Regions from separate parts of the Mus musculus genome. Here region 1 is linked to region 2. Evidence: chromatin loops called from intact Hi-C (ENCODE). Cell type or tissue: heart. All regions are shown on one strand. Each heading gives the region's core, and the rest is flanking DNA. Links, peaks and the distances in the headings are about the cores only. Region 1 holds the start of Gm35073 (predicted gene, 35073). Region 2 overlaps E130114P18Rik (RIKEN cDNA E130114P18 gene).

Region 1 (16,251 bases), core at 7,336-12,335, 1.1 Mb before region 2:
TATTGATGTCGCTTCCCTCCATCCTGGGGCCTACAGACAGGTGCAATGGGCTAGCTGGCTCTTCTCTAGCACAAGGCAAAGGCCCGCCAGCCTTCTCTATGGCAGCTAACATGGCCATGAGTGCCACCTAGTAGTCAGGTGTATCTATCGGGTGGGCCACGGAGGTAGGAGCAGCCTTAGTACTACAGGCAGACATTCCCAACAATGCCCCTTGAGAATAATGGTCACCACTGCACGTAGAGGACAGTGGACACACACATCTACCTAAGGGCTCCCAGGCTGGCCACCATGTTGCATTGCGAAGCTGCCTCTCTGACCAGCTGCAGTCTGCTAGGTAAGTGGGAATGACATGCGTTCTCTGTCTACTGTGCCATAATCACATGCCACCCACAGGAACCAATGGGTAAACCTCCAGCTGTCTAGTGTCATCCAAGAGCAAATAACCATTGATCTAAGGGCACAATTAGCAGGCGAGTTCTGTGCATGTAACAGTAAGCTTGCATGTGTGCTAGCAAAACATCCTAGGAAGATACAGGGTCTAGCTTGATCTGTACTTCTTTTAAAAATCTTTCCTTATTCTTTCTTTTTTAAAAAAAATTTTTTTTAAATTCTTTAAGAATTTCAAACAATATATTTTCATCAAGAGCCTTTGTTTCTTTAGGAAAATAATTCCTAGAAAGCCGCTAGATCAATTAATGAATAAATGACTGTTGCTTTAAAAGTGAATACAAAATGGTAAGAAAACAGGTGTGGCCACACATTCCTGCAGTCTGCTCTCAGCAGGTAGGTCAGGAGGATCAAGAGTTTAGGCAAGACCATCCTTTGCTATGTAGCTGGAGGCCAGCCTGGGCTACAACATTAATGAGCCAAAAATGAATGCACAAATAAATAAGGGAAAGTTGCAATGTCTATACTAAGTACTTTTCACAGGCCTGCAAACTTTACAATAAAATCAAGGTTTAATTTTAAAACTCACACTGAGATGAAAAATGATTACTCTAGAAGCCATGTAGAGGCAGCAGAAGTCGTGACTACCTGGGGCATTCTGGGAGTAGTGTGAGGCTGTTGTTATTTGTTTGCTGTTTTTCTTTATTTAAGACAGGTTCTCACAATGTAGCCTAGGCTGACCTTGAATTTCCAGTGATGCCCCTGTGTCAGCCTTGTGAGTACTAGGACGATAGGTGTGTATCTACACCAGCTTGGGAAAGTGATTAATTCTTGAAACATTGTAATTTGGTATTAGACCAACATATCAAGTACCTGGCAGAGTAGCGGGCAAGAGAAATTGCCTTAAGCTGACAGTCTCCTAGCAATCTGAGGTGCGAGCTTGCCTACGCATGTTTTTGTGGAGGCGAAAGGCTTATGTTGGATATCTTCCTCTCTCATTATCCTTATTTGTTCCCACATTTATTTGTTGAGCCTGTGTCTCTCTCTGAACCCGGAGCTCACCAATCCACTAAACTGGCTGACTTGAGAGCCTGGGATCTCCTGTCTCTGCCCCGCAGTGTTGAGATTAGACATTTGCCTTCTGCGGAGGTTGGCCATCCGAACTCAGGTCTTCATGCTTACAAAGCAGGCACCTTACCCACCAAGCCACCTCCATAGCCGCATGATCTCTGCATCACCACCAACCCCTTGCCCTGGCTGTTCTGGAACTCACCATGCTGGCCTTGAACTCACAGAGACTCATCTCATCTGCCACTGTCTCCTGAATGTTGGGATTAAAGTTGTACACCATCACACCAAGTCCCTGGTTTTCTTTCTTGAAGGGCAAAGCTGAATCCCTCTTAAGCCTAGAGCAGTGTGTCTGGAGGCAGCCTCAGAGCAGGTGCTACAGGAGCTAAACTTCAATCTGTGGGTGCCAGCTTCTCCTCTTGTCTCCCCAAGAGATAAGTACTTTTTTGTTTTGTTTGACAAGACAGGGTTTCTCTGGGTAGCCCTGGAACTCACTCTGTAGACCAGGCTGGCCTCGAACTCAGATGTCCACCTGCCTCTGCCTCCCGAGTGCGGGGATTAAAGGCCTGTGCCACCTCGCCTGGCAGATAAGTACTTCTTATCCCACTAGTGTAACACTTTCTTTCCTGGTTGGGGTTTCCTATGAGACCTAGATGAAATAACAACCCTCCTCCCAACACAAGTGTAGCCCTCAGCAAAACAGTTCAACGCACTTACAATGCACTTAAAATCTCACTAGCTTTGCTTAAAAAAGTACAGTAAAAAGGAAAAATACCTGTTGGCATCAGGACCTCCCAAACCTATGACATCACATAGGCGACAGAACGACCTGCAGACCTGTTGCCAAGACAACAGGCACCATATTCCCATAATCCACTTGGCTCATCTCCCACCTTTACCTGTGGTATGTCATTTTCCATATAAATAAGGGGAACAGCCCCCCATCTTTTCTCACTTTCTCTTTCTACCACCACCTTCCTCGCCACCCTCTCTTTCTCTTCTCCCCCTCTTCTCTTTCTGCCACCACCTTGTCTCTCCCTCCCAATAAAACCTCTTCCACGTGGAACTGTCTTGGTCTAGTGTGCTGTTGAGATGCAACCCGCCATTCTAACACATCAATACCTTTGAAAATATAGTCTTGACATAAATTGGGAGGTCTTCGTGTGGAATTCCATAACCCCTTACAATACTTAGCCCCCTTTAGTCCCAGCACTTGGGAGGCAGAGGCAGGCGGATTTCTGAGTTCGAGGCCAGCCTGGTCTACGCAGTGAATTCCAGGACAGCCAGGGCTATACAGAGAAACCCTGTCTCAAAAAAAAAAAACAAAAAAACAAAAAAACAAAAAACAAAAAACAAAAACAATACTTAGCCCCAACCTTACAGCCTTTCTCCAAAGTAATAATCTAAGTAAGGCACAAGGGTTCTGAAAGCACAATGTATGCTGTTTAATTCCAAGAGCAGACACCGAGAGGGAGTTCATTTCTATGGAAACACAGATTTGAGAGAGATTTCTAATCTGCGAAGCTATGAGTGCTGTTTTTTTGTTTGTTTTTTGTTTTTGTTTTTTTTTGGGGGTTTTTTTTGAGACAAGGTTTCTCTGTGTAGTCCTGGCTGTCCTGGAACTCACTCTGTAGACTAGGCTGGCCTCGAACTCAGAAATCTGCCTACCTCTGCTCCCTCTGGGATTAAAGGCATGAGCCACCACTGGCCGGCCTATGGTTTGTTGTTGTTGTTGTTGTTGTTGTTGTTCTTCTTCTTCTTCTTCTTCTTCTTGTTCTTGTTCTTGTTCTTCTTGTTCTTGTTCTTGTTGTTGTTGTTGTTGTTGTTGTTGTTGTTGTTGTTGTTCTTCTTCTTCTTCTTCTTCTTCTTCTTCTTCTTCTTCTTCTTCTTCTTCTTCTTCTTCTTCTTCCTTCCTTCCTTCCTTCCTTCCTTCCTTCCCTTCTTCTTCTTCTTCTTCTTCTTCTTCTTCTTCTTCTTCTTCTTCTTCTTCTTCTTCTTCTTCTTCTTCTTCTTTCTTCTTCTTCTAAGATTTATTTATTATATGTAAGTACACTGTAGCTGTCTTCAGACATACCAAAAGAGGGCGCCAGATCTTGTTATTGATGGTTGTGAGTTGCTGGTGGTTGCTGGGATTTGAACTCAGGACTTTTCGAAGAGCAGTCAGTGTTCTTAACCGCTGAGCCATCTCTCTAGCTCCCTATGGTTAGTTCTTAATTCATCTCTTTTTATTCAGATAAGATCTTGTTATGTAGTCTAGGCTGGCCCCTTTTCTGTGTGGTGTGTACTGAGGATAGTGCCTGTCATGGTTTGTATATTCTTAGACCAGGGAGTGGCACCATTTGTAGGTGGCCTTGTTGGAATAGGTGTGACCTGGTTGGAGTAGGTGTGTCACTGTGGATATGGGCTTAAGACCCTCACCAGAGAGGCAGGCAGATTTCTGAGTTTGAGGCCAGCCTGGTCTACAAAGTGAGTTCCAGGACAGCCAGGGCTATACAGAGAAACCCTGTCTTGAAAAAAACAAAAAGACCCTCATCCTAGTTGCCTGGAAGTCAGTCTTCACTAGTAGCCTTTGGATGAAGACATAGAACTCTCAGCTCTGCCTGCACCATGCCTGCCATGCATGCCGGGATACTGCCATGCTCCCACCTTGATGATAATGGACTGAACCTCTGAACCTGTAAGCCAACCCCAATTAAATGTTGTTTTTTTTTTTGTTTTTTTGTTTTTTTTATAAGACTTGCCTTGATCTTGGTGTTTGTTCACAGCAGTAAAACCCTAACTAAGCAAGCCAGTAAAGAACATCCCTCCATGGCCTCTGCATCAGCTCTTGTTTCCTGCCCTACTTGAGTTCCAGTTCTGACTTTCTTTGGTGATGAACAGCAATGTGGAAGTATAAGCTAAATAAACCCTTTCCTCCCCAACTTGCTTCTTGGTCATGATTTTTGTGCAGGAATAGAGACCCTGACTAAGACAAATTGGTGCCCATGGCCTCGTGTCTGCTAAGCAAGAGGTGTAGCTCTGAGTTCATCCCTACCCATTTTTATTTGATTTGATTTGATTTTGATTTTGAGGCAGGGTTTTGCTAAGTTACCCAGAGTCACCATGTAGCTCAGGCAGGCCTTGAGATCATGATGTTCTGGCTCAGCCTCCTAAGCATCTCAAATCTACTCATGTACTACAAGGCTTGAACAAATTCTTGATACACACACACACACACACACACACACACACACACACACACACACACACACGTTTATGTGCTGTGTTCTTGTGCACATTAAAAGGCATGGGACAGCTTGTAGGGTTCATTTCTCTCCTCCAACCATACAGGTTCCAGGGAGGGAACTGGAAGTTGTCACTCTTGGCAGCAAGTGCCATTTCCCATTGAGCCATCTTACCAAAGCCCCTCCCTTTATTTTGAAGTGTGATCTGAACATCAGCCCGGGTTGACTAGAACTCATGGCCATCAATATTCTTTCTTCAGCCTCCCGAGTGCTGGGATGGCAGCCACCATCACATCCAGTAGCTAGTCAGAAAGTGAGGACTATCCTAGAGTTTAAAACCCAACTTGTGCTGTTCAAATAAAGAATGTGTGGATGGTACAGCCCACACTGCAGAGGCCATACCAGCAAGATGGACACCGGCAGTCTCCAGACATGCCCCTAACCAGCAGTGGCAGGCTAGTGCTTGGGAACTGAATCCCTTTTTCTGCCCAAGTGTCCGTACGTATCACTTCTCCTAGGGTGGAAAGACCCTTGCCAAGCCCACCTCCAGTAAGGTGTTCCTCTGTACCCTTCAGGAGGATGAGCCCAGGCTTTCTGTCCTCGATCCTGATGCCACACCATTGGTAATGAGTCTTTTCCCTCTACCTGCTCCTTCAGCTAAGTTCAGGATCATGGCTATATAAACAATAACTAGAAGCCAGGAGAGAAGAGGGCCATCAGCGTGGACCAAGAGGGGTGAAGACAACCTGCTTCAAACGCGTGACTGAGATTTTCGTCAGTATGGAAGACTTCTCTCTCAGTCAACTTTACTAAAGTTTAAATCACCCATGTGTGCTCAAACCATCTAATCTCATTTTACCTGAAGCCAGTGCTGGCCTTGAACTGGCTATGCAGCCAAGGGTGACCTTGGATTTCTATGACACTGCCTCCCAACTGTTGGGCTTAGAGGCTTGAAACAGCAGACTTGGCTTTATGTGGTGCTCTGGATCAAACCACGGCTTTGTGCATGCAAGGCAAGTGCTGTACCAACCGAGCTATACCTCAGTCCTTCTTCCCACAGGCTGCCACCCAAAGGATGGTCAAAATCGAAGGAAATCTGGGGTCCCCATCCACACTGTCTGGTTTGTGGTGGGAGGGTCTCTTTTCTTTTCCTCTGAGAATGGGGTATGTGACCTTTGATTTTGCTGTTCTGATTAGATCTCTCTCCCCCGCAGCTCTGCCTAAGTTATTTTGGGGTAGGTTTCCATCTGGTTGACACTAATAGCCACTGCATGTTGATGCAATGTTTATGTCTAATAGTTGTCTACAGTAACTGCTATAGTCTGTGCTGTACAAATTGTGGATGGTTTTGGATACCACCCAGCTTAGTCCAATTCTTTCAAAACTCATCATTAGCTTCACCAATTACCCCTTGCCCCAAGTTGGGCTTTTGGCAATGGCTTCAAGGGCCCTACTCTCCCTGAACTTAACTGCTCTTACCAGCCCTTCCACAGCTATGGATTTATAAGTCTACTTTTCTCTTAAGGCTGGGTAGGGCCACATCTTTATAAATATTTCTCTGAATCCTCAGAACTCAGCACCAGTACAGTGCCTGGCCTTAGAGAGATGTCCAGTCATGAACTGTTCCCACATGGAGCAGTAGTGACGTCATGAGTAAGGTTAGACTTACTGTGGCCTCACGAGCACGCTCAGTCATGGCCTGGAAGCTGGACATGAGTGTGATTCTGGCTGCTTTTGCAGACATAACCCTGTTGCCAAGGACATTGGGAAGGAAACTGAGGTAAGAGCTCAAACACAGAACTAGTTTCCTTAGACACCTGCATAGCTGGGCCACTGGCAATCGGGAGCAAGCATCATCTGGATCATGCCAATTTATCTCATAATACCTTAATATTTCTTTTTTGAAAATTATTTTTATGGTTTTTAATAATCTATGTGTGCAATGGCTGATATGGTTTACATAAATGTGTGTGTGTGTGTGTGTGTGTGTGTGTGTGTGTGTTTAGGGAGGGTATGTGCACGTGGATATAGATTCCTGTGGAGTCGATAAGGTGTTGGATCCCTTGGAACTGGAGTTACAGGTGGCTATGACACTGCCTGACATGGGTGCTGGGAACTGAACCCAGGTCCTCTCAAAGAACAGTATGCTCTCTTAACCTCAGCTACTTTCTCTTGCCCAGCCCTACCCTTAACAGTTTTGTCCTTCCTTCCTTCCTTCCTTCCTTCCTTCCTTCCTTCCTTCCTTCCTTCCTTCCTTCCTTCCTTCCTTCCTCCCTCCCTTCTTTCCTTCTTTTTCTTGTTTTTTGGTTTTTTTGGGCCAGGGTATCTCTGTACTATGTAGCTCTGGCTGTTTTAGAACTCATTACGTAGACCAGGCTGGCCTGGAACTCAGAGTACTGCCTCTACCTTTGCAGTGATGGGATTAAAGGTGTGACCACTACACCCAGCAGAGACTTGTTTCTTTTTTTCATTTCTCTTCCTTTTCTTTTTTCTTTTCTTTTCTTTAAGATTTATTTATTGTTATATGTACTGGTGGTCTGTATGTCTGTGTGAAGGCGCCAGATCTTCTGGAACTGGAATTATAGACAGCTGTGAGTTGGCGCTGAGAACTGAACTAGGGTCCTCTGGAAGAGCTCTTAACCACTGAGCCATCTCTCCAGCCCCAGAGACTTGTTTTTAAAGACACTCAGAGTCGGGCGGTGGTGGTGCATGCCTTTAATCCCAGCACTCGGGAGGCAGAGGCAGGTGGATTTCTGAGTTCGAGGCCAGCCTGGTCTACAAAGTGAGTTCCAGGACAGCCCGGGCTATATAGAGAAACCCTGTCTCAAAAAACAAAACAAACAAACAAAAAGAATTTGGGATCACAGCTATCCATAAGGGACTTTATTAGGGGTAGGCTAACAACGCCGGGCTGATCCCAGTTTCTTACATGAACTATTAGCTGGTAGCATTCATTGAGCACACACTATGACCAGATGCTGACAGGAACAGTTCCAGACAGCACTTCTAAGTGCAGCTGCTCTCTGCCTGTCTGGAGAATAACCCCAGGGAACCTGCTAATACCGGATCCTCGACTCTGCTGGGGAACATCTCCTCAGAGTCTCCACAAATAGTGTCTTGGAGTGTGTGTGCAGGCGCATACCCAGGCGCGTACAGTTCAGGGGCTTATAGCTTGTGAAAGTCAGTTCTCACCTTCCACTCTGTGGGCCCCAGGGACCAAACTCAGGTCGTCAGACTGGGTGCCAAGTGCCTTTATGTCACCGGCCTCCTGTTCTTTATTCTTGTATCAGTTTAGCTTCAGAAACATTGCTTTAATGAACAGCTTGGCAATGACTAGCTGTGATGACATATGCTCTCAAAGGGGACAATAAGATTTCACCTCAGAACAAGGCTTTAACTTAGTGAGTTAAGGGCATGTTAGTCCATGCACCTTAGAGCAGGGTGGACCTAGGAAACCTGCAGTTTCTTAGGACAGGGTATAGGCTTGTGTCGAGGCAATGAGAAGGATCTTGTGGTGGAATAGAGAGCCCTGACAGACACCTTGTCAGACCTTGTCAGGGCAGGAGAACTTAGCACGTGCATCCCTCCACTCTGAGGTCACACACACCGGAGCCTGAAGCTCAGGCGCTAGGCCCACTCTGTATCAGAACACTCACTCTGTGTCTTCCGGATGTCGGTCAGCAGTCGGAGAGCCAAGCTGGGAGCCTGCAGACATGATTTCCAGCTGGGTCGCTATGGCACTTATGTTGGTATCTGCCACAACCTGTGGGAGGGAGTGACAAGGTATTTTACTGTAAGTTGCAAGGATGCTGGAGAAACCACGGCTGTATTCTAAACAGCATTCCTCCTGCACGGAGAGCTGGAGAGATGGATTATTCGTTTCTCGTTTCCCTTTCTCTCTCCCCATCTTTCTCACTTGAATTTCCTCCCTCACTTCCCGAGACAGAGACCCACTGGTGTTAAAACTCTCAATGTTCCTGCTGCGCCCTTCCCAGGGCCGGGGTTTCAGCATGCACCTCCATGCTGCGCTGGAGGCTTTCATTTTTTTCTTAAACTCTTTCCTTCATTTGACTTCCAGTGGCTGCTGCCTCTCCATCCCCTTCTTTATTCTTTTGTGGAACTGGAGACTGAATCCAGAGCCTCTGAACGAGGACTCTCTCACTCACCCATGTGGCCACACCCTCCTTTTGAAACCTTTTATTTTGAGGTAGGGCCTTACAGAGCAGCAGACGCAGCGATCCTCATTCCTCAGCCTTCCAATAGCTGCTGGAATCACAGGCCTGTGCCACCGGCCCAGGTACATTAGCCTCGTGCATCTTCCCACCCCACCATCCTCTCTTGCTGACTCTTGTGCAGTGTGACAGGCCTAGCTCCCAAGTTCCTAGTCTTTCTCATCCACACTGGGTCTTGTGCTATTAATTTAAATACCACCCGTGACGACATCCCCAGCTCTCTATCTCCAGCTCTACCTTACTTAACTCCAAACCCTTATGATGTGTCCCCAGTGATGTTCTTCAGGAACCCACTGCTAACGTCCCCAGCCCTCTGCCCCACAGCCTGGGCTCTTGCAGCTTTCTACATCCTAGATGACTGTGACCAGTTCTTGTGGTTTCATAAGGTAAGTAAGGTTGGTTGGTACCATCCTTGATGTCTCTGTCTCAGCCCACTGTCCTCCCAGGTGCTGCAGGCTGACCCACAAAGTCATCTCGTGGAGTTCTACAGGAACCACCTCACTGCTCAGCCTCACTTTTCTCAAGTAGCTTAGAACCAAGTTAGCATGGCGCCGATTACTCCAGACTCTGCCTGAAGTCATCTGCAGAGAACTGGATGCTGGGCCACAAGCTGAAGTCCTTCCTATGACCTTCAAGGTGTCCTGCCCTGTGGCAGCTCTCCTAACATTTCCCTGAGTTCAGCATTCTGACCTCATTGTCCTGCCGGCTGTCCTACCCCCACCCTAGAACAGAGCCCAGGGATCTGGAGGGCTGACTGTCCCACTGCAGATCCGGAGAGGAATTTGCCCAGGAGTGCAGGGAAACTTGATGTGACGCAGTTCCAGAACATACCAACAGAGGGCACACATGCCTCAGTTGTGAAACAGCTGTCTGTAAAGCAGGAGAAAGGCGATGGGCCAGAGGAGGGGTCAGAAAGAATTTGGGGATCATCCAGACGAGGGGAAAACAGTTATGTACAAGTGCAGCGTGTTCTAGAAATACAGTCATGGGAAGAATAGTCAACTAAATGGGGACATGCGCAGCATAAAAGCCTAAGACGCGTAGCATAAAAGCTCCCTTCTAGACTCTCTTCTTCCAGTAGCAGGCAGGGCTGTCTCACATAGCCTAGAGCCTCAGCAGACGCTGCCTGCTCTCAAGGCACACTCTTCACAAACAATTCCATTCCAGCTTCTCCAGGCCTGAGCCTCCAGGACCCACATACTCCCGACTTTCTCGCTGCTGGTAGGGTCTGCTCTCTGCTATCTCTGCTTACCTCCAGGCTCTGTCAGAGGCCCAGGTGACTTCAGAGTCAAGTGACAGCACATCCATCCCCTGGCTTTAAGTTCTGCCGCTGTGCTTATAACCCAGCAGCTATGCTCGGCCCAGTCACCACTTTGGGATTTGCATTGACATCGCTCAGCTTATCAAAATTAGGATACCAAGTCCAAGTTTGGACTTGGGGGGTGGGGGGTAGCTCAGTGGCAGAATGCCTGCCTAGCATGTTCCATTCTCAGAGGACACACAGCATGCACCCCACCCTACTTCCTCTCCAAACTCTGGACCCTAAAACACACTCCCTCTGCTCAGCTGACTTTTCCTTTCATTTTTTCCACTTATTATCAAATTACACCTCCAGCTCCCCCATAACGAACTAAGAAGGTATAATACTGAAACCCTGCTGGGGCTGGGACTGTCATCTGAGACAGGCACTGAGGTGCTCAGTCCCAGTAGCCTCCTGGTGCCGCCTGCTCCCGAATGAGTTCCCAGCCCTGTTCACTCTTCTCTTCTACCTTCCCCTGTCATCTTCCCGGATACACAATGGCACTCTCCCCCTGGAAACCTTTCACCACTGCCCCTTTGTTTGTGGGAGAAGACGCTAAGCATGTGCAGTACCCCCGACCCCTGACCAACACACACTTCTAATCTTTCCTCCGTTCCTCTCAATCTTCCAGACTTTTCTCCCTGGGAATCTCTACACAAGCCAGCTTAGCTGACAGCCTGCTCCTCGTGCGACCTTCTCTAGTGCCCCTGCCTAAGTCAATTCTTCCTGTTTTCTTCTGCATTTTCAACCCGTTTCTTAGGGATTGACAGTGCATGTTTTTTTTTTGGTGGCTGTGGATCTCGGCTCCAGCTCTACGAGCAGCAGGGTCATGCCCCAGCATGTGCCTATGGAAGAACCCTGAAGAGAATGAGTGGGCTGGAAGCCTTCAGGAGGGACAGAGAGATTGAGGTGATTATGTGGAGACGGGGCTTCTGGTCCTTTAAGGAGAGAGAAAATCTAACAGGTAGGCCCCACTCCACAGAGACATGACAGAGGGAGTGAATGAAGGACGTCCAGGCACTGACCAAGCTAATGTCATTTTGATATTTTTGTTTTGCTTTTTTTTCAAATGATTTATTTTTATTCTATGAGCATTGGTGTTTTATCTCATGTGTCTTGTGTGAGGGTGTTGGATACCCTGGAACTGAAAGTACACCAAGCTGTGAGCTGCCATGTGGATGCTTGGAGCTGAATCCTGGTCCTCTGGAAGACCAGCTCGCGCTCTTTCTTAACTGCTCAGCCATTGCTTCAGCACCAACTTTTTCTTTTTACGTTTGTTTAGTGTGTGTGTGTGTGTGTGTGTGTGTGTGTGTGTGTGTGTGTTGGGGCATGTGATGGTTTGTATATCCTTGGACCAGGGAGTGGCACCATCTGAAGGGGTGGCCTTGTTGGAATAGGTGTGACCTGGTTGGAATGGGTGTGTCACTGTGGATGTGGGTATAAGATCCTCACCCTAGTTGCCTGGAAATCAGTCTTCCACTAGCAGCCTTTGGATAAAGACATAGAACTCTCAGCTCCTCCTGTGCAATGCCTGCCTGGATACTGCCATGCTCCCACCTTGATGATAATGGACTGAACCTTTGAACCTGTAAGCCAGCCCCAATTAAATGTTGTTGTTGTTGTTGTTGTTGTTTTTTTATAAGACTTGTTTTGTTTACGACTCCATCTTGTTTCTTTTCCTTCTTTGAGAGTTCTCCTGAGTGTTTCTCACTTAAAGTGACTTGGACCTCAGGAACAACAGGTATGCCTGACAACGTTTGAAGGCAAAGGGTAGAACTCAGCAACTTTCTTAGCACCAACATAACTCTGCATTGCCAATCCTGAGAAAATGGCCTAAGACAATGATCAACCAGTGGATAGCCAGACCAAGATGACCTGGAATCCTACCCGAGAACTTCGAGCTCCTTTGATTCTCTGCTGTGTGCCCAGGATGACTGTTGGCAGCTGACATGGATCCTTGGGTCACAGTGGTTCCCTGTGGGATCAATCTGCTTATTTAATAAGCTCCTTTTTTTGGCCTCACCCCATCTCCTTCTGGATTTTATGGGGAAGAGGAGGTAAGACAGGGTCTCTCTTGTGTGCAGTCTAGGCTAGCCTGAAACTGATCCTCCTGCCTCAGCCTCCTGAGTGTTAGGAGTACAGGCAAGGTGTGAGCCCCCAGGCTCAGACTGTGTGGGAAAAGAAGCTGAGCCCAGTCTACTGGGATTCCTGGGAGCCAGGCTTCTATCAGAAGTGAATGCTTATGGAACTGAGTGGCACACGGTGATCTCATGAAAAAGAAGCTCAAGCTGGTCACACAGGATATGCTCATGGGACTATGTCATGTCCCTATTGGACGGAAGCAGAAAAGTCATTAAAATATTGCCCGTTTCTCCCTTGTTTCCTTCCTTCTTTCTCCTTCTGCTGCTTCTTCTTGTTTGTGTGTTTGTTTGTTTGTTTTATTTTTGAGATTAGTGTCTTAACATACAGTCCTGGCTAGCCTAGAATTCTGAGATCAATCCGTCTCTGCCTCCCAGGAGCTGGTACTCTAGGCAGGCACTACCACATCCAGCCCTCCCACTCCCCTGGAGACTGTGTATCCCAGCCTAGCCTGAAACTCATAGCCATCCTAGAGTGCTGGGATTACAGGCAGGAGTCACCACTGTGCCTGGTTAGAATCTAGTACTCTCTAATCCTATGTCAGGAAGCAATCACGGGGCATGAAGGAAAAGGAGCACCAGACTTTACTTTCCAGACCTAGCTGTCACCCCAGTTACAGTCCATTACACTCACCATAAAGCTTTACTATCTAGCTGCAAAATATAAAAAAAAGTCCTGCAGTTCCCTCACCACAACGAGCTCTAAAATGAAAAGGGAACCACCCAGAATCCACCCAGAACCTTCTTGCCAGTCTTGAAGGAGTGCAACCCTCAGGCTAAGTGTTAAATATGAAGGACAGCAGGTCTCCTGTGGGGAGGCCCAGGACAGCAGATCTGCCACCTGCAGGAAGAGCTGACCGACCCAGTAACTTGATAAGCTATGGCTAAACCTTCCCTGGGGCTTGGCTTGGGAATGGGAGGAGCTACTGTCTAAGGGTTAGGTCAGTGGTGTACAAGTTCAACACTGAGGTGGGACCTACGTGTCCTGCTCAGCCTTGCCTCTGAACACCAGGGACTGGGGACTATGGTCTGAGGTAAGTAACCACAGGGTCCTTTGAGGAAGCAGGGGAAGGCCACCAAGAGGACAGAAAATAGACTTTATTTTTCTTTATCAAGCGAATCTTGGACTTGTTGTTCTCAGCTTCACTGGGTTCTGAGAACAGGGATGGGACTGGGGAGGGGGAGGGGGAGGGAGGGGGAGGGGGAGAAGCAGTCCTGCCCTCAGGGAGGTGTGCAGTAGAGGTCCTGTGAGGGGCGACAGGACCCAGTGATAGCCAAAGTGGGAAGGGACACAGTTAGAGGCCTTTTATGAGATGGGGGCGGGGGCGGGGGGTGGAAATCATGGTCTCTGCAACTTCAAGTGTTCTAGCCTCTGGGTTCCCTGGCCTGGAGAGGTGAGATCCTGTAACTGGCGTGGCAGAAATGAAGACAGTCTAGGAGATATCTGTGACTCTTAATCTCTCATACTACTGAAACAAGGAATACCAACAATTTGGATATTTCCCTGGGAAGCTTGTCCTGGGAGAAGGGAAGGTGGCAGCTAGAGGGAGAGTTTGTCTTTAGGAAAGAGATGCCACACAACTCTAACACCCCACAGGATGAGGGGGAAGTCTAGACAATGAAGGTTAGTGGTGGTGGAAAAGGTCTTGGGCCAGGACTGCTTATATGTATATCCTTGGCCCTCTTTTTAAGCTCCAGTCTTACTTCAGGACCCTAAGATGGACTGTGTGTGTGGTCACTTTGTCCCTCCTTCAAAGAGGGACACATTACCACATCTCCCTTTTCCTGCTTTGTGCTATGAATGAGGCTTACTATGCATGAGTGTGTGCTGTGACTCTTAGGTTTGGTGATAATCCCACCCTGGGATCTGTGCTCTGGCCTTCTGCCTCATGTGCCCTGGAACCCTTTCCTTTCTTTCCCCAGAGGAAAAGGACAGTTGGGGAATATGGCTGATGTCATCCTGTTCAACCACAGCCCTTCAAAACATGAGCCTGCTCAAGGATGAGTGCTCCTTACATATGTGCCTGGTGATGGAGATGCACAAGGGTCAGGCTGGGCGGCTAGACACAGAACTGCTGGGCGACAGGCATGAACGTATTAAATCTAGTTGAGCTGCCTCTTTTTTTTTTTTTTTTTTTTTCGAGACAGGGTTTCCCTGTGTAGCTCTGGCTGTCCTGGAACTCACTCTGTAGACCAGGCTGGCCTTGAACTCAGAAATCCGCCTGCCTCGGCCTCTCGAGTGCTGGGATTAAAGGCGTGCGCCACCGCGCCCGTCTTGAGCTGCCTTACTTATTACCAAGTGACTGCAAAACTTAGAGATCTCTCACCAGACGTCTAATGGGAGTATTTTGCACCCCCTCCAGGTGTAGTTATTATTAAACACTTGGAAATTACAGGCCTGAGTCAGAGCAGCCCAGCAGCCTGAAGGAAGAGTCCCAACTTCTCCAAGGCGGAAGAGACCAAGAGGGGAAATCTGTAATCTGCGTTCCCAAAACTACCAACAAGAAGGAAGAGGTGGGAAGACCTGTCATTCCAAGGAAGAGGAGACCCAGACAGAGCCGGTGAGAACAGCAGTCATGGCAGCAGAGACCCACCTACAGAAGGAACTGGGTACAGACGCCCACCCACCCATGACCTGGGAGGCTACCAACCCAAAGGAAGAGGAGGGGAGGTCTCAACTATGCATGGACAGCAAGCTGCTGGACAGGAAGGCTAGGAAACATGCACTGTCTCCCAGGCCTAAGGAACAGCCAGTAGTATCCACAGAGTTGGAAAATGAGCCAATAACCATGTTCCCCCCTCCCACCACTCTCTGCCAGGGTGTGTTCCCTCCTCTCACGAACCTCACACCGAACTCTGTGTTTCCCCCTCCCACTGCGCTTGCCGGTCAGTGTGTGTTTCCCCCTCCCACTGCACTTACGGCTCACTCTGTGTTTCCCGCTCCAAATGCCTTGTTCTTTCACTGTGGTTCCCTGTCCAATGGAGTTTCTCTCTCAACCTGCAATTCCTTCAACTCCTTTATTGGAGTTCACCTCTCAAGCCATTCTCCTTGAGAAAGTGTTATTTCATCAGACACACTGGCTTGTACTATAACGTCTGGGACACTACATGACTTAAAAATAAAGCTGAACTCAACTACAGCATTATGTTCCACAGTAGGTCAGTCTATGTTCAATAAACTTTTTGGTTGAGCCACTTGTGCATGCCTTTATTGCATGGACCACAAAATGGGCAGCTCTCCTTAAAAACAGGTTTGGGGGCCTGGTGGCAGTGGCGGTGGTACACACCTTTAATCCCAGCACTTGGGTGGCAGAGGCAGGGGTTCTCTGTGAGTTTGAGACTAGCCTGGTCTACATATCGAGTTTCAGGACAACCAGGGCTACATAGAAAAGCCCTGTTTCAAAAAACTAAATCAAACAAGCAAACAACAATAACAACAACAACAAACAACAATAGAACAGTTTTGGGAGATTATGTCTTGGAGAATTGAGAAGTCAAGATAGTTTCTGGGAACATGGGCTGTTACAAAGCACACGAGCCTGTGTTCCCTGCGTGGAGCTTTCCTGAGCATCTAACCCCGCTAGGGAACACTATTAGATTTCACTGTTAGATTTGTCAGGGCTCAAATCTCTTTGTTATAAAATGTAAAACTCAGCATCCACACCCAGCCTGCATCTGTACTTAACTCAGCATCCACACCCAGCCTGCATCTGTACCTAACTCAGCATCCACACCCAGCCTGCATCTGTACCTAACTCAGCATCCACACCCAGCCTGCATCTGTACCTAACTCAGCATCCACACCCAGCCTGCATCTGTACCTAACTTGCATTCTAGATTGAGAGATGCAGATGTTATTAATCATGGGAGCTGAGAGGCCAAGGTGACCCTGAGATAGTGGG
Region 2 (16,251 bases), core at 5,207-10,206:
ATAAAGTAGCTACAAAAATAATTTTATGGTTGTGGTGTCACCACAACATGAGGAACTGTATTAAAGGGCATAGCATTGGGAAGGCTGAGAACCGCTGCTCTAGAAGGAAAAACTTTCAGGCTAGACAACAAGCAAAGAATCAGAGAGGGAGGGCCTGGGAGGGAGCTGTCATATGGGGTAGTGTCTGGATAGAATGCCACAGGACTTCCCAGTGCTGGAGATGTCTTCCAGCTTATTCCTGCAACAGAGGACCCCACTTTGCTCATTTCCCAAGTATCAAAAGGAGGCATCATCCTACTTTTAACATCATCAACCCAGAAGATCTCTCTCTCTCTCTCTCTCTCTCTCTCTCTCTCTCTCTCTCTCTCTCTCTCACACACACACACACACACACACACACCCCACAGAGGGCAAAAAAAAAAAAAGATAGTCAGGGCAACGAGAGTAGTGTTGGGCATTTCTTGGCTTTTTAGTTGTCTAAAGCAGGTGCTTTTCAGAGTTAATATAAAAATATCTGAAACTTACTGTTTCTGCCTGGCTAGTGAGCCCCTGGAATTTGCCTAATTTCTGCCACTTTCGATAGTGCTAGGATTACAGGCAGAAGCTACTGGTGTGGGTTTTGATGTGGGTCTGGGGATCTGAACTCAGGTCTCCATGCTTGTGTGAAAATTAATTTACTCACTGAGTCAAGTCATCTTCCCAGCTACTGAATTTTTGACATAGGACTATGTTCACAAATGATTATATCAAGAGCGAATCTGTTATAGACTACAATGGTCTTAATTTAGTATATATACATATACATATACATGTGTGTGTGTGTGTGTGTGTGTGTGTGTGTGTGTGTGCATTTTCAAATGACAAGGAAAGGATGCTTACTAGTTGACAGACCCTAGACCTCAAGGGAATAATGATAAATACTTTTATCTTTATTTCTAGAATTTTAAAGAATCATGTAATTATATTTAAATAAAGTATGAAAATGATTTGACAGGATGTGTGAAAATGCTTAGAAATCTTTGACTCCATATTTTCTCCTTGGGCACATCATTTAAAAAGGTGGTTCTGCTGCATATACTCGTCCTCTTGAACATTATTCAAAGTGGTGAAAAATTAGAAAAAAACATTCCACGCAGTACAACCACATCAAAGCATATTGTGAAGCCATGAAAGAAAATGTTGTTTACAAATGGAAAACGCGTATGCTGAAACAGTGCGAAAAAAAGCAGGATGCAAAATTGAACACAGAATGAACACAGTTCAGCAAAAACCCAGCAATCTATTCATTAAAAGACAGAAAACATTCACATGTTAATGGTTGTGTACATAACTGATGGAATTATAATTTTTTTCTCTTCTGCTCTTATGTAATTTCAAAAGTTCTTTTAATGAAAGGCTGTTGTTTCTACAACAGAAACAAATAGACATTAGGAATGACTGAAGCTGGAAATGTGTGCTGACTGGTGATTAGTCTTAAGCATTCTTCCATAACCCGTCAGCACCTGGTCCCCTTGTCTCATTGCCTTGATGGTTAACTGGGCATCTTCTGCATTAGGCACAAAAGGCAGAAAGAGAATGTGAAGAGCCAGGGTCGTGCTGCAACTCTCTTGGGTACCCCAGCATGAGGACTCAGGCTTATCAGTGAAGTGACCTTTGATTAGATCAAACGGTCCTGGGGATCTGGGGCTTAATGTGTATTGTCTGTCAACTGGAAACCTCCTAAACTTGTCAACTCAACATAAGCGGTTCTTTGATTTCCATGTTTGTTTTATAGGAATCTGATAAATGAAGGATGGTCACTGTTTCAGAGCCACTGGGTTAGATGACCAGGACAAAGCTTCTGATTCTAGGAGTCATGAGCCAATGTGGAATTATATAACTTAGTGTGTGTTTGGGGGTGGGTGTCACAATAGCTGGCAAAAGTGAACAGGTTGTTAAGTGTTTGGGTGTGAGTCTAGCCTTAACTGCTAAGCCTTCTCTCCAGCCTCAGTGGAAGGTTTCTGAATATGGAACAACCAAAAACAAGTTCAAAGTTAGGTGTGTAGCAAATTCAAGGTGTTTTAGCAGTGCCGCATCATCATGCGACTTCACCACAGCCTTGGTTCTGAGAGCACAGGCAATCTTTACTCTGTTGCTTGCTGTCATGCTGTGCTAAGCCTAGGAATGCAGTCTGAAACACCCGGATCCAATTTGAGACTAGTGGAGATTATAAATTACAATGTTTGTGTTGTCTATACAAAATTTTCTGCTTTTCTAGAGACAGTGTTTTAATTGTGGGGGGGGGGGGGAAGAGAAAGAAATCTAGTCCTCAGTATTTAAGATCAAGTTAGTGTATCTTTGTATTCCACTGCTTTAGATTATTTAATTTTAAAAATTGCTGTTTGAGTTGCTGAGTTGAAATCTTTTTTTTAAATCATTCAATGGGTTCATTAGCTACCTTTGCTAGGTAAATAGATGGACCTAGAAAAGATTATGCTGAACGATGTAACCCAGACTCAGAGAGACAAGTGCTGTGCACTCTTTGTTATGTGCAGTTCCTAGTACCTAATCTTCAGATTTGTGTGTATAACATTGAGTAGCCACAGAAGCCAGGAAATTATAAAGAGGATGTAGCAGGGTAGGGGGGCATGAGAGGGGAACAGCAAGATGTAGGTAATATGAAACAGGAAATAGAAAAATGGGGAGAGTTGTATGGGGGGCATGGAGATGTCAATACAGAAGGAGACGGAGGAGGAAGAAAAGAAGGAGGGAGAAATAACACCAACGTTATTTGATAAAGCCTTAAGGATTTTATTATTTTATATTTATCTAAAACACACACACACGGGTATATGTATGCACCTTAGAGGAAGTTACTCCACTGGGGTTGACAGTGCTCCCCACAAGAAACATAGACTAACAAAACCTCAAGACTAGGCATGGGGCTTCCCCATTTGAATGACTGATCAGGGTAATCCAGGAGACTCTCAAAATAATATAATCTATTATTGTTGCCTTTGGTTGTCTCACAATGATTGATACTAAGCCCCTATTGCTGTACCCCTATACAGCACAGTTAGTACACAATGCTCAAAATTATTTGATCTGAATCAGATCTAAGAGTATCTTTTCTAACTTCCAGGTTACCAGAAAATAACTATGCAAGATGCCAAGATAGAGAGGCAATTAATAGTCCTACCCAGTTGTGATACCTTTCAACCATGGCAATGACCAGCATGGTAAGATATCCATAAAGGTATGGTAAGTGGCACTCACACATTGGCGACAACCAATGACTGTCTAATTGCACTTAAGCCTGTTTAACAGGAGGGATACCACGCATGTTCCTCGAAACCTACCCCACTTTCAATGTCTCATCTCTTAGAAGAGCCTCTACTACCATCACTTTATCAGTCCAGATCTATCAAACCTTTATCAGAACGCTTTTCTTTACAGAAAATGGAGACCATCACAGAAATCCACAGCTGGACACAATGCAGACATCAACAGATCCTGGGTAGCCCTACCCCACAACTACGTCACAACTCCTGCATTTATGGCTCTGCAAACATCACAGAGAGGGGCTAGGAAGACTGTAAGAATGAAACACCAGAAGTTGGCTGTGAAACAGTCTTTCCTAGAAATGCCTGCATAAGCAAAATTTGAACAATGGCAGTATCAGTAGACTTGTTGATGTGGAAAGGAAAAACAACCTCACAGGGGCACATCTGTGGATAAGGCAACTGATGACTGCTGGGAATGGGAGAGCTACCCTCTACCTGGGAGGAGCTCTCTATTTAGTTATCCAATACAAACAGTATCAATGAAACTGTACATAAACAAAAAATAGAATGGACTCGGTAGGTTGTATTTGTGCATAAATATATGTAGCAATAATAGTGGGACAAGAAGAGTTTGAGCAGTTTGAGAGTTGTGGCAACTTGGGAGAAAGTGCTATAATTATATTTTAATTAAAATATGTAAAAATACATAGAAAAAATTCAATAAATTTTCTTTTGTGAATAGGGCAAACGTTTTCATACTTTCTGAAATGGATCTAAACATGTTCCTGCATTTTACACCATGCATTTATGAAGAATGGTGGGTGCTCTTAGAGTTGATGTATAAAAATAAACATTGAACACTTGGACAAACCTCCAAGATGTTCTGTGTCTTGCAATATCAAATAAGCAGTTAAGATTTAGGTCCTTATGTGAACACTAACAAGCATGTGTATGTTATTAGTTTAGTTTTTAATAAATTGTAAAATTGTATGTATAGTAGATAATTGCCTTAATTTTCTGTAATGTGTAATCAGTGAACATATACCTATTTTCTAGACATACATATCAATAGTCATGTAAAAACTTTTCAGGTATGAAGTGGTTATGAGTGTAGAGTTTAGGAAGCCTTGTTCTTGACTGTCCATGTGTAGATAATTAATATTTGTGGGTATAGGTGCTATTTATTCCTCATCTAACAAGTTTAAAGTTTGTTTTTAATAACAGTAAATAATGTGTTAACATAAAGTTAGCATTACAGCTTTAAAATTTTTTATTAGATATTTTCTTCATTTACATTTCATATGTTATTCCCAAAGTCTCCTATACTCTCCCCCTGCCCTGCTCCCCAACCCACCCACTCTTGCTTCCTGGTCCTGGCATTCCCCTGTTTTGGGGCATATGATCTTCCCAAGGTCAAGGGCCTCTCCCCCATTGACTGCTGACTAGGCCAACCTCTGCTACATATGCAACTAGAGACACAGTTCTGTGGGGCAAGAGAAAGTAAACAAGGAGCTAAAGGGGTCGGCAACCCTATAGGAGGATCAACAATATGAACTAACCAGTACCCCCCCAGAACTGTGTCTCTCGCATTACATTTTTAAGGTCATAGTATTGTTAGCTATACACACATGGTAGTGTTGAATAGTGTAAGCTTAAGACCTTGTGTTTTATTCTCAAGAGTCTCAAAATATTTTCAATTTATCTCTTAATTTATTCTTTAGCCCATTGACTATACAAGAGTAAGTTATTTGATTTCCGCATGCTTAACAATGTCTCTGATTTTTACTTTCATTTTCTTATGGTTGGAAGTGATGTGTGATGTGGCTTATATCTTATTTAATTGGTTAAGATTGTTTTGTTCCCTAACATTCTATTTATACTATAGAATTTCCTTTTGAACTTGGGGATAGGTGTTCTGAGGCAACAGGGCACCACGTTCTTTATATGTGGATCTTGTCCATCTGTTCTTAGTTTTTTCAAACTTACTGTTGGCTCACAGGTTTCTGTCTGAATGGCCTGTCTGTTATTAAGAGTAGGATATTATGATTTTTTATTTTTATTGTGTTACTGTATATTTCCCAGGTTCTATCAATGTTTGCTTCATACATTTGGGTGTTCTGACTACAAATTCTGCTGAATTCACTGTTTTTATCCCCCCCCATGTATCACCTATCCATCTATCTATCTATTTATCTATCTATCTATCTATCTATCTATCTATCTATCTATCTATCTATCATTTTTTTGTTTTTCATGACATTTTACATTTTAAAATATATTTTTCTGGTATGTGTGGAGCAACCTCTGTTTGTTCTCATTTCATTATTGTTTGTAAGAAACATCATTTATAGTTTGCTTTTAGCCGTTACACATCTTTAGAGTGTATCTCTTGGAGACAGCAAGCGGTTGGATCTTGTTTGTTCAAAATCCATTCAGATATTCCATTTCTATGACCAGGAGCTTTGATCGATGTATTCAAAAAATTTATTATAGAGAAGAACTTAGACTATCTCTTTAGCAATTGCTTTTTGTCTGTCTTACAGTTTTTGAGGTCTTTTCTCTGCCTTTCTGTTTTGCTGTCTACTTTTGTAATGGATACTTAGCATCTTCTTGTTCTTCTCTGTCCATAATCTAAAGGTATCGTCTTTGTGTTCACCGCAGGGTTTGTGTAGCATGACTTATGTTTATAACACTGACTTTAAGATGACTTCAGCTTATTTTCAACAGTGAATGCAAGTTTTATGTTTTGTTTTATTCCTGAATTATTTTGGGAATGGGCAGACCTTGTGTGTAATCAGTAAATGTTCTGACTTTGAGCCACATCCTCAGCCCTACGTGTTGTCATTAATGTCACAAATTATAGTTTTAAAGCTGTATTCTTCATTTATGTCCAGCACCATAGATGAAATACTGTATGAGGTGAAATTTCACACTGCTATTATGGTATTTCCCTAGTCTATGCATTTACTTGACTATGCATTTCCCTTCGCCATTGAGCTTTCTACCTTCATTGCTTTCATGGGACTCTTTATCATCCTTTAAATTCAATTAAAATTATCTTTAGCATTTCTTATTTTCATTAATGTAGTGGTGATGAAACCCCTCAGCTCTTACTTATCTGGGAAGGTATTTCTGCTTTATTTCTGTGGAGACTATAGCCATATGTAGTATTCTTGATTGACACTATTTTTCTTTAGCACTTGAACATATCATTGTGTTTCCGTTTGCCCCGCAAGCTTGCAATGTGAAATCCCTTCTTATTCTTACCAGGCTGTCTTTGTATGTGACAAGTCACTTTTATTTCTGTGCCTACAAAATCCCCTATCTTTGATTGTTGACAATGTGATTGTAATTTCTCAGATGCGCTTCTTTGGTTTAATCACAGCTAGGGTCCTTTAGACATCTAGATGTCCATTTTCCCTCACAGGGTCACTTATTCACACCATCTTATTATCTGCCTCTTTTCTGTTCTCTCTCTCATCTTTGTTTATTGTTTTTAGCACTAGGAATTTATCCAAGAACCCAATAAACTCTATGGCAATCTCCCATCGCTTTCTTTCCTAACCACTCTACTTTATGATAGCCTCTCATTTCCGTAGGATTGTTTTATTCTCTTTTTGTGTTCATTTTTACTATGCTTCTGATTGGATAATGTCAATGTCTTTGTGACTGCTGATTCTATCTTGTGAATGAAGTTACTACCATTGTGAATTTTCAGTTCTATTCTGTGTTCTTTAGCTTTGAAATCACTGTTTGGTTATTTAAAAAAAAAAAAAGAGAGAGACTTGATACTGTTATTCTATTCATTATGTTCTTGTGAGTTGATTGAATGTAACATGGATATTTTGAATTCTTAATTTGGTCATTCACTTAACTCCATTACCTGAAGTTAGGCTTTGGAGATTCTTTTGTTCCTATGGTTGGGCCATGATTTCTCAGGTTTTTATGTATGCCTTGTACCTTTGTATTTGGTTGTACATTTGAAACACACCTGCCTCTATATCATTTTACTTCAACTATGTACAAGGAAAGACTTCCACAGTCATTTGAGGTCAAGATTCCAGAACCTCGTCAAATTTGTCTAGGGATACATTTTTCTATGCTTTCATGAATAAGCCCGGCAGAGTTTTGCTGGCTTAGTCTTCAGTTTGTAATCTCTTCCTCCCTCTAGTGTCTATCTGTAGTATTACAAGTTCCAACGTGCTAAACTATGTGCCTTTCCCTGAGGCCTTGGGGACCATCAGGAACCTGTGTTGGGTAAGCCAGAAACCAGTCTCTTTGAAGGTCCCTGAAGAGCTGGGATTTTTTCTTTTTTGGACACATGTCCGCTCCATTCACCCCTTCCACTCCCAGAGCCACAAGCTGGGCTCTCACTCCCTAGGTGGCAGGCTGTGCCAGTTTCTGTTTGTGGTATTACAAGTTCCCTGGCACTGACATGAGCTGCCGAGCTCACTTTTGTTCTCTGCAGCCCCTAGGCATGAACACTGTGAAGTATGTGAGAAGGAAATTAGTTCCTCGAGAGAAGAGACTTTGAATGCAAAATCTATTTTTCTCTTTGCCCTCCCCCCCGCCCCCCAAGGAAGAGACTGATAATTGGACTTTTGCACTCTGGAAAAGGAGACGTTTGATATGGAACGGCATCTTTTACTACATCTTCTCTTTATATCTACCACCTCTTTTACCCCTCCCCCTCTCTTCCACACTCCCTCCTAGTTTCCTTATTTTTTTTCCAGATCGACCAGTACTATTCAGGCTGGTCTTGAATTTGTGTTCGTCTTACCTCAGCTTCCTAAGTAGATGGGATTAAGGACGGGTCCCTGCACTTGGTTTGCCACTCTCAGCATGACTATTCTTGGCTTTGAACTTATTTCTAGGGTTCTCATGAAGGCATTTCCCACTCACATGTGTCATATTATAGTCACTCTTTCTATGAGGACAATGAGATTTGGTGCTTCTGATTCCACCATCTTGCTAATATCATCGTCCTCTGTCTCTTAAATAATGAGAAATGAAAGCATTCCCCACCCTCATGTGCGGAGACACTAAGTCTTCTTTCCCATATGCCGCCTGAGACCTTCTCCCTATCTTTATACAGTTGTATTAACAACGTATCTTATTCAACATGGTCCATCCCGGGGCTCTAGGCTTCTAGGAGCAGATGCAGTATTACATTTTACTCAAGGTCTTGTACTGGAGAACCCCATATTTCCTAAATATATTTAAAAAATAGTGGAGAACATATGGGTGTCTGTGTCTATCAGGTTCTAGTGTTGAGAGCTGTTGTATACAACTGTCCTAGTTAGCTTTAACTGTCAACTTGAAGGCTAAAATCACCTGAGAAAATGAAGTTTCAATTGAGGGATGGCAGAAGATGGGCTGGCAGAGGCATGTCTGTGGGGGGTTATCTTAATTATCAATTGATGTAGGAGAACCCAGCCCACTGTGGAGGGCACCATTCCTTAGGCCAGTGTTTCTCAACATTCCTAATGTGTTGACTTTTTATTTAATACAGTTCCTCATGTTGTGGTGACCCCCCAACTATAAAATATTTTCTTTTGCTACTTCATAACTGCAATTTTGCTACTGTTATGAGTCCTAATATAAATATCCAAGCTTTCTCATAGTCTTAGGTGACCCTTATGAAAGGATTGTTCATCCCCTAAATGGGTCATGACCCAACTGCCCTAGGCAGACAGGCTGCATAAGAAAACTAGTTAAACACAGGCGTGCCATAAAGCCAGTAAGGTGATGTTCCTCTATGGTTTTGCCTTCAAGTTCAAATTTAAAATCTGCTCTGTCTTTCCTTATTGGAGGTCTGTGACTTGGAAGTGTAAATCTCAATGACAATAACAACAACAACAATAACAACAACAACATCATCAACAACAACAACAGACAGCAGCAGTAACAACAACAAAATGCTCTTCTCTCTTAACTTGCTTTTGGTCACAGGGCTTTGTCACAGCAATGGATGCAACTAGACAAGCAACTTGGCATCTTTTCCCATGAAACTCCTTCCAGAGCTCAAAGCAAACCTTCTCTTACTGAATATATTCATACACATGTATTAAATATTTATGGGTTGTCTAATTGCAAGATCAACGATAGTCCCTGCTTCAGAATGTGGGGAACACTAGGACAATAGGAGCCCTTAGGTAAAAGCAAAAGCAGGTTAGTTCGCTTACTAAGTCTTTCCTTTACAAAAGGGTTGACTAACGTAGATTTCTGGCCAATGAAGAATTATTTTGTAGGGTGAAGAATCCTTTCATTGCTTTTTATTTCTAATTTGATATGAAATATTCATCAATTTATGTCATATACAAATGTATATGTATAAAATGTACATGTATAAAAAGCAGTTAAAATGACAGATGAAAACATTTTGCCACAGTCAAAAATTCAAGTTTGAGCAAAGGTTTAAGTAATTTATATATGAACAGTGATACCCATCTTTTTTCTTTACTGTATAGATCAATATAAATAAGTGATAGTCTTTACGATGTAATCAAATTGGTTTGTAGGGTTTTTTGGTGGAAATACTACTAACTTACTGTGTTATATAAGATAATTTTGATGCAGCATTTGAATATTCAATACAATATGCACAAATCTTTAAAAATATTATTTTAATTTTGTAATTTGTATTTATTATTTTAATTGTTCCTGACTCTGAAGCATGAGTTTTCTATCATTAATAGGAACTTAAAGGTTACAATGGCTCAGGACCACTGTGTTATTCTGTATTGCTATTGAATAAGTCATTGAATAAGTTATAGAAATCCACAACTGTCCAAAATGCAGAGAACCACTGGCCATGTACCCAAACCAATGGATGCATCTACACTATAACCCCTATACCTAAGACTCGGGGAACATTGCAGAAGAAAGGGACAGAAAGATTGTAAGAGCTGGGAAACAGGCTATCTGCTGTGAGATAGAGTATTTTATACATAACAGGGAAGTTACCCTATGAAATGTAAAGAATATTGTTCCTTAAACAAGACAGGAATAACACATCATTTGGTATGCCAGTGTAGATGGGGAATCTCACAGGGCCTTATCCTCAAATGAGGATCCAAAGGCAACTAATGGCTGCCATGAGAGGACAAATCAGTCTCCTTTAAGGGCAGGTCATATTTGATAGCAATAAGCCCTTAACAAATACAGATATGAGCAACATTAAATGGGATCAGTAGGCTGTAGTTATATAAACACATGTACACACAGACACACCACCACCACCACCAACAACAATAATTAAGGAAGAAGACATCATGGATTTGAGAAAGGAGTGAGGGAGGCACAGGAAGAGTCAGGTGGTAAAGGAGGTAAAGAAATTATGTAAATATAATATTGATGTGCCAATGTCTTGTATGGTTTCCAGGGCTTTACATCACTAGGGTTGACAAGGGAATGAAGAAATGGCAGCACACACAGAAACACAGAAAAGTTGGGATTCGGTGGACTGGGCGCTATCTGATGGAGAAACTGCAGGACTCTAGAAGTTCAGCATGTTGACTATCAACTTCCAAACATGGACAAGAGGAAGTCTTAGCCACCCTTCTGAGCTTCACCTTTCGAGTGTGTATGTGTGGGGGCTTGTGCCATTTTATCATGAGTCTGAGGCTATAGTTCTTGGCATGGACATGCACATATCAATAGCACATATTCACTAAGGACATTAGGCATTTAGGACTTCCTTCACTCCCAACATTCATCACATATGAAATTCTGAACTGAATCAAAAGCACTAAAATTCAAAAAGATTTTCTCAAAACCAGAAAATAATATGAAACTTTGCAGAGTTAGGTTATAGTGTTTTCATAAATTATGTCTTTAGTACACCAGGAATATCAACCACCAGTTGTAGAACATGTATTTACAGTAATAATGAAATTCTATTATCTTAAAATGAATGAGAAAAAAAAGAGTAATGATTTTGAAAAATAGGGGAGCATTTGAATGAAGGAAAGAGAATTGGGAAATGATGTAATTATACTATAATCTCAAAAAATACAAGAAATAGTTAAAACACAAAGAAAACATTTCTTTTATCTTTGAAGTCTTGTTTAATTCACTTGTATAAAAACCAACTTTACACATATTTTTAGATACATGTCTCTATTAAAGTCTGTCAGTGTATGAATTTAGGATAAATAACACGTATCTTCTTATAGCTTGATGTGAACGTTTAGACCTTATTACTTGCAGAGTTACCTTCTCTTCCGCATCTAGGAAATGTTTGGGGTAGCTGACATGGTTGTGCTGTGTCAGGCAACAATCTGTGGGCATACTCAGAATAAGGAGAGACAGTTGAAAGTTCTGCTGGTCTCCTCTGTGTAGTTTTGAGGAATGTACTAGGTCACTCTCATTCCATGAGGGGAAGAGATGTGGCTGAATGCCCTTTGTGGGATCTTCTGGCTGTGGGGACTTCATTTTTAGTTTTTTTTTTCTCGTTCTTTGGTTGCTAATTAGTTGTGATCTTCTGAGTGGCATCACACACATTGCAGAATATCCCATTATGACAGTCCATACATAGCTTCATCACTGGGTTTGGGAGAATTTGATATCCATACCTGGACTTATCAAACTTTGGAAACAAATTCTAATATTGCCATCATTGAAAGAATCCTTGACCATTCAAAGAAAATCAGCTCAAAACGGACCAAAAATGTAGCCAGATTTTTGGTTCGTTTAGGAGTTCCCGTTTTCATACTTCTCCACCCTTATCCCTCCCAACAACCAACAGTAGGTAGGAGAGAAAGAAGGTTAGAGGGAAAGGGGGTATTGATGTCTTTAGAGTACTTCCCGCTGACTGGGGGTTCTAGTTCCTTGGGCACAATGTTGATCTTCACCATCAGGATATCTCCAGCCAGCAACCAGCAACTGCAGCAACTGCAGCAACCAGCAACTGCAGCATCAACTGCTCCCTCTCAGGGTTTTGGCATTTGTATTCCATTTCAAGAGTCCCCAGAATTCCAAACACAGTACACTTGCAAAAGCCATCTGCAGGTGTCAAAACTGCACCTCGGTTAAAAGTATGAGGCAAAACATAGTCTGCTGATGTGGACAATCTGAAGGAACTCCATATCCCACACCTGGCATTAAGAAAAAAAATATTCCTATAACACTTCTGTGTTTAAAGAAACCAAAATTCTCACTATATTTCCCCCTTTCTGTTGTAAGACATTAATCATCTGTGTTTAGTAAGAAATTATAAACAGAGACATTTTAAATGAACCAATCATACACTTTTCAAATCAGTGATAAAGGTGTTCAGGAGGTACTACCTGCTCAACTCTAACCTTTATCAATTTTGATGGCATTCATAACTTTTTGTTTTCTATAGAAACAAACAAATCCATGTATCCAATGTAAAACTTGTGCAGGCTTCCATTCTGATGTTAACACATCCTTATAGGCTGATTTAATCCCATGGTCGTTTTTGTTTCTTCTATAATCCAGCATCTGTAAGATGCTAGGTTGTTTCTTTCTCATTAACATTCGAAAAATTCAGTTAACAAGGCTGTACTTAGCCTATCTCTGAGGGTTTTTAATTCTTCCTGTTTGCTTTATTAGCATCTCTTTTAAAGTGTGATTATATCTTTCTATGGCAGTCTATCCTGTAGAATTGTCTGGTATATAATAATGTTCTTTATGTTTTGTTTTTTGGTTTTTCTTTGTTTGTGTTTGTTTTTCGAGACAGGGTTTCCCTGTGTAGCCCTGGCTGTCCTGGAACTCACTTTGTAGACCAGGCTGGCCTCAAACTTAGAACTCTGCCTGCCCCTGCCTCTCGAGTGCTGGGATTAAAGGCGTGCACCGCCACCCCGGCCTGTTCTTTATGTTATAATATGCAAAGAATTGCTTCATTCTACTGGAGACATATGCAGGGCCATGGTCAGTTTTAATTTGTACAGGTATCCCTGTAATATCCTTTACTTCCAGTAAATGTGTAATTACAGAATCAGCTTCTTCTTTTCTCTTCTTTCTTCTTTTCTTTTCTTTTCTTTTCTTTTCTTTTCTTTTCTTTTCTTTTCTTTTCTTTTCTTTTCTTTTCTCTTTTTTCTCTTCTCTTCTCTTCTCTTCTCTTCTCTTCTCTTCTCTTCTCTTCTCTTCTCTTCTCTTCTCTTCTCTTCTCTTCTTTTCTTTTCGACCCCTGCCTCCCAAGTGCTGGGATTAAAGGCGTGTGCCACCATGGCCCTGCTCAGAATCAGCTTCTTAAGAACTTAAAGTTCTTGTCCATTTACAGATAAGGTCATTGATGTTTTATCAGTGGTCCCTGCTTATAAATTTGGAAACTCAGTTCCTAGGGTTTCTTGTATTTGGATAATTGACACAGCCTGGGATTGTTTTCGATGACATACATCAATACCTTTCCCAGAAGCATCTACAGTCCATCTTGGGCTGTGTCTGGGATTATAGGAATATTAATTTGAGTACTCCCACTGTTGTAAAAGATCATTTCCCCATAAGTTTATGAGTATCTCAGACACATAAAGTATTAATTTCCCTGTTTGACCTTCCACTCCCACACATTTAACCCACTAGATATTTTTTTTTCTGAGATAAATTTTCCAGTTCCTAGAAATTGTGTATGAACCTTGTGAAGTGGCCATTCTGAATTCTAACATTTCTTTGGGGGTGGGGGGAATGATAGTCACATCAGCTTCTGTATCCTCCAAACCTTCGATTTCAACACAATTTACTTGCAATTTTAATTTTGGCTTCTGATCATTAACCACTGTTTGCCAGAACACATATTTTTAGTACGTACAAAGTCCCCTGCTCTTTCTACTGGAGCAGCTTTGCCTTTGATGTAGGGAAACAACAGCTTAGCAATCTTATCATTTGCATTAATTTACCTCTCTTTCTCACTCTCTGTCTGTGTGTGTGTGTGTGTGTGTCTGTCTGTCTCTCCGTGCCCCCATAGGACATAATTTTAATTTCTCCTTGCCAGGATGCACAACGAGTTCTTGGGAGGTCAATCTACTTCATCCTGAGATCATTCCTACTGTCCCTGAGGGCAAAGGACCATAAACTCCAGTGATTGCTTTATAACATTGAATTTTGGGGGATAGGGTAAGAGGTTTATCTGGGGGCCGCACTGTCTACAGTAGCATGCATGAGACTGTCAATACTTAGTTGCAGGTTTTTGCCTGCTTCTTATTTTCTGGCTGACAAGAGAGAAGTTGCTCATTTTATTTTGCTTCAGGGCTTTGAGCTGCCAGGTTCTACATTTCATTTCCTAACAGCCATAAATTGCCTTGAATATCTGTCTTGGACCTACACTCATTGGTTCAATGTTATCCCTTGCCACAATGCCTGTGCATCCTGGGAAACCTAGGCACTCTTTCTGTTTGATCTTTGAAAACCCATTGCCCCTGGAAATGGATTGTTCACTGCCTCAGCAGGAAAATACCGTATTTCTCATAGCTAACCCCCAGACATTTTGAAATCTGAAACCATTAGTATGGCTTAGTCACAGTTTCTCTGCAAATGATCAAATTTTCCGCTTTTGAAGCACTGGACATTTTGATCTTGGAGACCCTTAGAAATAGCTTGTCCTATGCTGTATTAATATGATAATTGTGAGAACCAACATCAGCTATGTCCCTTTGCATACGATGATTGACACTGTCCATGCGTTTAGCAGTTATTAACTCTTTTACATTGAGTATTAGCATTGTCAAAGGCAAGGGTCTCTATCAGCTCCTGCCTTGCTTAACAGTGTTCATAAGCTTTGTAAACAGCTGAAACTAATCCTTGCAAAAAGTCAGAAAAGGCTACTCCAGAGCCTTATAGAATTTTTGTAAATGAGGCAGAACTTTTCCTGGGCTCCTCAACTTTATCCAAAGCTCTTCCCTCCCACCCCCAAGAATACAAATAAAAGTTTATTGTACAAAGTTAAGGCTTTGTATTTCATAGTTCAGCAAAACTTAAAAAATTAGGTGACTCTTCTCCCAAAACTTCACCTTCAGTTCCAACCATTTAAAATGACTTGACCAAATGTGATCAAAACAAACACTATAAATAATACCAAGTCCTTCCAAACTGGCATCCCGCATGTTAATTCTTGGCATAGGTAATCTCCATGGCTTGGGACAGTGTGATCTTAAACCCCTGCAGAGCATCTCTGACAGCTCCAGCCTGTCCATCATTCTCAAATTCTACAAATGCAATGTCATGTCTCCCTGGTACCAAGTGAACTTCCTTGAAACCAGGGAACTGCTTTAACAGCATGGATAACATCATCTCATTCGTCCACTCTGGCAAGTCCTTAAGGAATAGGCTATAGTTTGGAGGATAATCAGGGACCTGAGGATTTGACGCTGCATTTCCTTGGGTATTAGCTGAATTTGGTATTCCCTGACCAGGCTTCTTGTTTGCAGCTGCTACAGCCTATTGCATGGTTTTAGCTTTCTTCTTTTCCTTTTTCTTTTCCTTGTCATTGAAAGTACCACAAATATTGCATCAGACTCTGTTTTTGCGTACTGAATTCTCATTGGTTTACCATAAAATGGAAATCCTTGTAATTGTCTCAAAGATTTGTGGAGGAACCCAGTTCCTTAAATATAACAAAAGCCTGTCCCCCTCATCTTCATGGGTTTTAAAGCCACAATTTACCAAGTGTCCAAACTGAAAAAAACAGGGCATACAGGGATCTCTTCAATTCTTTTTTAATTTTGTCACTCATGTTCTAGATATAAATCATGTGATTTGGTCTGATATCCATGTTTGAGTAGAACCCTTCAAATAGCCTGAAGCCGGTGCGGTCCATTTGAAAATAAAGCCGGAAGACCCAAACTCTTAAAGGCACTAAACAACATTGCTATATAATGGTGTCATCAAATTGAATCTGTTCTTATAGATCAGAGTACTGCTCTTCATCCAGCAACTGAACTTTGACAATATCAATTCCCCTTGCTTTATTTCTCTGTTCAATATTCACAGCCTCTTTCTTATACCATGTTGACCACTATAATTATTG

What was found. Hi-C counts contacts between places; a loop is a spot of excess contacts. Peaks named below come from ENCODE experiments on the same cell type or tissue, not always from the same donor. Only the 100,000 strongest peaks of a DNase experiment are listed, where the experiment ranks them.
Region 1: a loop joins it to region 2, with 3 times the contacts of the local background. A loop is called at or near these places in 3 of 42 quality-filtered maps.

Annotation. Positions count from the first base shown.
Region 1 is chr4:98,696,186-98,712,436 of GRCm38, reverse strand. It overlaps Patj (PATJ, crumbs cell polarity complex component), which reads right to left. Exons shown (of 44, transcript NM_172696.2): 43 at 8,336-8,442. Gm35073 (predicted gene, 35073) reads left to right here and starts at 11,682. Exons shown (of 2, transcript NR_151609.1): 1 at 11,682-11,799; 2 at 11,901-12,583. Gm35137 (predicted gene, 35137) reads left to right here and starts at 13,294. Exons shown (of 2, transcript NR_168468.1): 1 at 13,294-13,383; 2 at 14,713-15,544. In heart, for the core only: a CTCF peak has its summit at 9,746 (motif pointing right); no DNase peak of the experiment used is centred there; H3K27ac peaks cover 692 bases.
Region 2 is chr4:97,556,149-97,572,399 of GRCm38, reverse strand. E130114P18Rik (RIKEN cDNA E130114P18 gene) reads left to right here. Exons shown (of 3, transcript NR_015513.2): 2 at 3,122-3,218; 3 at 3,436-4,525. It also overlaps the pseudogene Gm7248. Among named protein-coding and RNA genes, the nearest start is that of E130114P18Rik, 20 kb to the left of the region's middle. In heart, for the core only: a CTCF peak has its summit at 7,438 (motif pointing left); no DNase peak of the experiment used is centred there.